2 separate regions of the Homo sapiens genome follow, and region 2 is linked to region 1. A link is a loop called in an ENCODE intact Hi-C map of the cell type or tissue named here. Cell type or tissue: gastrocnemius medialis. All regions are shown on one strand. Links, peaks and the distances in the headings refer to the core of each region. The heading gives the core; the rest is flanking DNA. Region 1 overlaps MEF2A (myocyte enhancer factor 2A). Region 2 overlaps MEF2A (myocyte enhancer factor 2A).

Region 1 (2,921 bases), core at 248-2,747:
GGAGATTTATTATAAGACACAGTTGTGGTGGTCTGTGTTAGTAAAATTTTTTTTTTTTTTTTTCAAAGACAGTCTCACTCTGTTACCAAGGCTGGAGTGCAGTGGCGTGATCTTGCCTCACTACAACCTCCACCTCCTGGCTACAAGCAATCCTGTGACCTCAGCCTCCTGATTAGCTGGGACTGTAGGCATGCAGCCATCACACCTGGCTGATTTTGTGTGTGTGTGTGTGTGTGTGTGTGTGTGTGTGTTTGGTAGAGATGGGGTTTTGCCATGTTGGCCAGGCTGGTCTCGAACTGCTGACCTCAAGTGATCTGTCTGCCTTAGCCTCCCAAAGTGCTGGGATTACAGGTGTGAGCCACCATGCCCAGCCAGTGTTAGTAAATGTTTTGTGTGTACTTAAGAAGAATGTGTTGAGTGGAGTTTTCTAAAAATGTTAACTAGGTCACATTGGTTGATAGTGTTCTTTTAAGACTTCTGTGTCCCTTTTGATTTTCTGTTTGTTTCAATAATTTCTGAAAGAGAAGTGTTCAATATTCAACTTCAATTGTGGATTTATTTTTCCTTTTACTGGTTCATGTGTTTGGAGGCTCTGTTACTAGGTGCATGCGTAATAAGGGTTTTTATGTTTTCTTGATGAATTAGGTCTTTGTCACTATTAAATTTTGTGAAATAGTTTGTGAAATAGTTTGCATAGTTTCTGACAAAAAGTCTGCTGTTCTTACCTTTTGTTCCCAGTATGTAAGTTTTCTATTTTCTTTGGCTACTCTTAAGACTTTATTACTAGGTTTTAGTCATTTGATTATGATGGGCCTTGTATGGTTTTCTTTGCAATAATGCTGCCTAGATTTTTTAGTTTATTGTTTAAAACCAAATTTGGAAATGTTTCACCACTATTTCTTCAAATATCCCACTTACTCCAGGTTTTTGTTTTTGTTTCCCCTGTAATTTTAGTTATATATTTGAAATATTGTCTCTCTTGGCACTGATACTGCTTTTGTTTTTCATTCTTTTCTTTCTGTCTGTGCTTTATTGGTTGGTTAACAGTACCATGCCTTCAAGTTCACTGATCTTTTCTTCTGCATTGAATAATCCCATCCAGGGTGTTTTTAATTTCTGAAAATCATTTTTCATTTCTGGAAGTTTTATTTCTTCCATTATTCTCTTCATGTTCTTATTTTTCTTTGTCTTCTGTAACATACTAAGTTTATTTATAATCTTTTTTTAATGCCCTTGTCAGTTCTGTTAACTTTATCATTTTTGAATCTCTTCATATTGATTGACTTTTATTATATGGGCCACATTTTTTTGCCTCTTCTCATTCCCTATAATGTTTGGATGCTGGATGTTGTGGTTTGACATTGTTGGGCTTAGGGGTTTTGTTTTTTTTTTTTGGTATCTTCTATATAGTGTTGGACTTTGTTTTTGTACGTGTATAAGTTAGTATCAGCTGAATCTTTTTGTTTAAGCTTGTCAGTGTTGGTCCAGAGAAGCCTTTTCCGTGGGGTTAATTTACTGCCCATTAAGGTTATATCCTTTTGAGGGCTATACTCCATGCTCTTCTGAGGATTATTCTCAATTCAAAGTAATCCCAAACAATATTCCAAAAATTTTGTTAGTTTATCTGCTTTTGTTGGAGACAGAGTCTTGCTCTGTCGCTCATCCTGGAGTACAGTGGTGTGAGCTCTGCTCACTGCAACCTCCACCTCCCAGGTTCAAGCTGTTCTCTTGCCTCATCCTCCCAAGCAGCTGGGACTACAGTCACGCATCACCACACCCAGCTATTTTTTTTGTATTTTTAGTAGCGACGGGGTTTTGCCATGCTGGCCAGGCTGGTCTCGAACTCCTGGCCTCAAGTGATCTGGCTGCTTCAGTCTCCCAAAGTGCTGGAATTATAGGTGTGAGCTGCTGCGTCCTGCCTCTCTTCCACTTTTAAAGATGTGTTCACTTTGAGCCAACCCAGATAATCCAAATTAATTTACCTATTTTAAGGACAAATGATTACCAACTTTAATTCCATCTGCAACCTTAATTCTCCTTTTCCATGTAATGTAACATATTCACAGGTTCTGGCAATTTAGGATGTGGTTTTCTTTCCTGCATAATTATTCTGCCTATCACAACTTCCAAAGTTGAACTATATTGTGCAAGGTGGACATCCAAGCTACCAACAATGTTGAAAGCTTAGATTTGTTCAACACATTTACAGACGTTACATTCTTCTTTATGCCTGAAAGGTAGACCTTATACATAAAGCATGAACAAGTAAATTGGTATGCTTTTTTGTAGGATTCTTGGCTCAGGGCCCAAGGAGCTTTACAGTACTTTTTAGATTTTAGATTTAAAAAAAAAAAAAAAGGGGCTGGGTGCAGTGGCTCGTGTCTGTAATGCCAGCACCTTGGGAGGCCAAAGGTGGGTGGATCACCTGAGCCTAGGAGTTCAAGACCAGCTTGGGCAACACAGCAAAACCCTGTCTCTACAAAAAATACAAAATTAGCCAGGCATGGTGACGCATGCCTGTAGTCGCAGCCACTCAGCAGGCTTAGGCAGGAGGATCACTTGAGACCGGGAGGCAGAGGTTGCAGTGAGCCGAGATCATGCCCTGTGTTGGATTTTAAAGGAAATTTTGTGGCCCAAGAATAGCTAAAGTAGTCTTGAAAGAAGATCAGAGTGGAAGAACTTTCTCTATTAAAAACTTATATAAATCTACAGTCACTGATTTCATGAAATAAAGCCACAAGGATAAACAAAAGAAATTAAATGCCTGGAAAAGGGTTCACATGTACACGGACACTTGCTTTATGACAAAACGCACACTTTAGTAGGGAAAGAATTAGTCAATAAATCGTCCTGGAACAAGTGATAATCTGTATGGAAAGAAATGACTTATGTTCCATACCATATGCAAACATCAGTTTAAG
Region 2 (2,921 bases), core at 112-2,611, 53 kb after region 1:
CTCAATGAGGCATCTTAGTAGCTAGTGGCCACTATGGTGGGTCCTGTAAATACACAAAATTACTTGAATAGAAATGCTGGCAGCACTTGAATTAGGATGGGCTAGTGCATCTTAGGACAATATGATATGATTTCCAGTGTGATAACTTCATGATTGGAGTATACATTCCCAGAGCTTTCAGTAACCTAATTAATCAGGTTAATACTGTAGTAGTACTGTCACATTACCTTGTATCTTTATAAATAATTGCTCCAGACATCCTTAACTATCATGTGAAATTGAATGCATATTTTAATTGCTTATTGAAATGTGGTAGGCATACCTGAGATTAACTTTTTTGCTCTTCTTTTAAATGAGATATAATTCGTATACCATAAAATTCACCAGTGTAGATTATGCAGTTCAGTGGTTCTTAGTCCATTCACAAGTTGGTACAACCATGAACGCTATCTAATTCTAGAACATTTTCATCAATCCGAAAAGAAACCCAGTACCCATTAGCAATCACTTACCAACTCCTCCTTCCCCTACATCCTGGCAACCACTAATGTACTTTCTGTGTCTATGGATTTACCTGTTCTGGGAATTTGATATAGATGGAGTCATGCAATATGTTCTTTTGTCCAGCTTTTTCACTTAGCATAATGTTTTCAAGGTCCATCCGTATGGTAGCTGTATCAGTCCTTCATTCTGTGACCAAATAGTATTCCATTTGCTACTGTGAAGTTTGTATACAAGTTTTGGTATGGGTATAAGTTTTCACTTCTCTTGGGTATCTAGTTAGTAGTAGAATTTCCTGGATTGTGTGGTAAGTTCTGTGTTTAACTTTTTGAGGAACTGCCAAACCCTGTCCTACATCTAACTTAAAAAAAAAAATAGCAAAAACATCAACTAAAACCAATAACTTTATGGATATTATTAGAAAATGGTTGATTTTTTTTAAAATTTTGATATTGTTGGGCTAGGTTATCTGGATCAACTCTTCTGTTGAAGACATCTAAAAACTAGATAAACTGTAAAAACAGAACAAAAAAACTTTTTTACGTTATCAAAGAGCTCAAGGAATATGCCAGGCCAAAATTTAAGAGAAGGTAAGAACATAAAGGTAAAAAAGTATTTAAAGTTCTAACCACCCTGAATCATTTGCCCATCTGGATAAAGCAGTTTGTAAAACTGAGATTTGGGTTCTGATAGATTTGGGTTCTGATAGATTCAGAATCAAGGGGAAAATGATCACTTCTAGGTTTATGAGCCTAATAGATACCCCCAAAACCCTTTAAACTGGGGCCTTAAGAAAAGAGGAAAATCCACTGCCTTCTCCTGCTCCCAAAGGATTCCAAGGAGAGTTATTTAGTACTGAGCAGATAGGGGAAAGAAGAGAACACGAAAAGAAAAATAGAACATATCTGACAGATTGTAAACCAAGTTACCAGCATTGTGTGGAATCGTAGTTCCAAGTCATATAATACCAGACATTCAAGAAAACTAGTGCCCTGTTAACTGGGGGAAGCAAATTTATATCCTTTTTGAAGAAAGTCACCTTATTCTGTGTATCAGAAATCTCTTTCAAATAACCTTTCAGAACTATAGAGCATCATACAAAGATGACCAAGCATACAAGAAAACAAGGCACAGTGAGGAAAACACAGCAGGATACAGCAGAAAATAGCTCTTATATATTTCAGATGACATTGTTATTATATGTAGATTATAGAACAGTTTCACTTTCTATGTTTTAAGAAATAAGCTTGAAAATATCAGTAGGAAACAGGAAGTTATATAGGAATTGACATAGCAGAGTTGAATGAAATACTTCAAGATGTGAAAAAATACGATGACCAAAACTAATTAATGCAGTAAACATGGTGGAAGTAGATTTTCCATAACCGCAGAGAGAATTTGTGAACCAAAGATAGAAGAAATTATCTAGAATTCAATGCAAATATTAAAAGGCAGAAAATATCAAGAAAGGTTTAAAGAAAAGGAGGATCATGTTTAGAAGTTCTAGCTTATGCTTAATTGGCATTGTAGAAGACGGAAACAGAGAATCGGGTAGAGGCAATATTTGATGAGATAATGACACAATTTTCTAGGATTGATGAAAGCCCACCATCCTTAGATTTAAGAAATTCAAATCCCATGCAGAGTAAATGTGTAAAAAAAAAAACAAACAAAAACTCTATATAGACATAGTGAAACTGTGCAGAAAACAAAGACAAGAAAGACGTAAAGAAACTATCCTCAAAAGAGTGCTATTTCCAAATAACAAATGAAATCTGGAGTCAATGAAATGATATCCTAAGTGTGCTGTTTAGGAAGGGAGTAGAATGCAACCTAGAGTTCTATACCCAGAGAAAATTTCGACAGGGAAAGCATAACACCTGTATATCAGTGTTACAATCAAACCATCTACTGCTTTGGAAGAAAGGGCCAAGACCAAGTCAGGCTGCCATGGTAAGCAGTCTTCATCGAATGACCAGATGATCTCTACAGTCTTCATGTGGACGATGATCTATGTCTAATTTATCAGTAAATATCAGCATCTAGTAGGGTGCTTTCGATAAATTTTGTTGAATGAAAGAAAAAAGGCAAATTAAGGTATTTATTCAGTAAACAAAAAGGGATAGTGAAGAACCAAGCTCCAGGACTTTTGAAGATAGACTTTCTTGTCTGTGGTGCACTGAGAATCAGCTCTATCTTAGTATTCATTTACGTGTGGAGATCTAGAACAGAGTTACATTCTTTCTGGTGACAAGCTGAGACTACCTGGCTGCTCAATATCCAGCTCCTGGGAGACAAGGGCCTCAAAACTGTTGGGATTGGGGGGTGGGGCAGGTAGGGAATCTTACTACCATTTGTTAGGATTTTTACCATCAAACCTAGGAGTAGCTTGGAACTGGGTAAGATCTTAGAATTTAGAG

Evidence for each region. Peaks named below come from ENCODE experiments on the same cell type or tissue, not always from the same donor. Only the 100,000 strongest peaks of a DNase experiment are listed, where the experiment ranks them.
Region 2: a loop joins it to region 1, with 5 times the contacts of the local background. A loop is called at or near these places in 4 of 110 quality-filtered maps.

The regions. Positions count from the first base shown.
Region 1 is chr15:99,603,328-99,606,248 of GRCh38, forward strand. The region is part of intron 2 of MEF2A (myocyte enhancer factor 2A); the gene reads left to right. Among named protein-coding and RNA genes, the nearest start is that of MEF2A, 39 kb to the left of the region's middle. In gastrocnemius medialis, for the core only: no CTCF peak of the experiment used is centred there; a DNase peak (open chromatin) is centred at 1,734; H3K27ac peaks cover 2,327 bases.
Region 2 is chr15:99,656,448-99,659,368 of GRCh38, forward strand. The region is part of intron 4 of MEF2A (myocyte enhancer factor 2A); the gene reads left to right. Among named protein-coding and RNA genes, the nearest start is that of LYSMD4, 76 kb to the right of the region's middle. In gastrocnemius medialis, for the core only: no CTCF peak of the experiment used is centred there; no DNase peak of the experiment used is centred there; H3K27ac peaks cover 212 bases.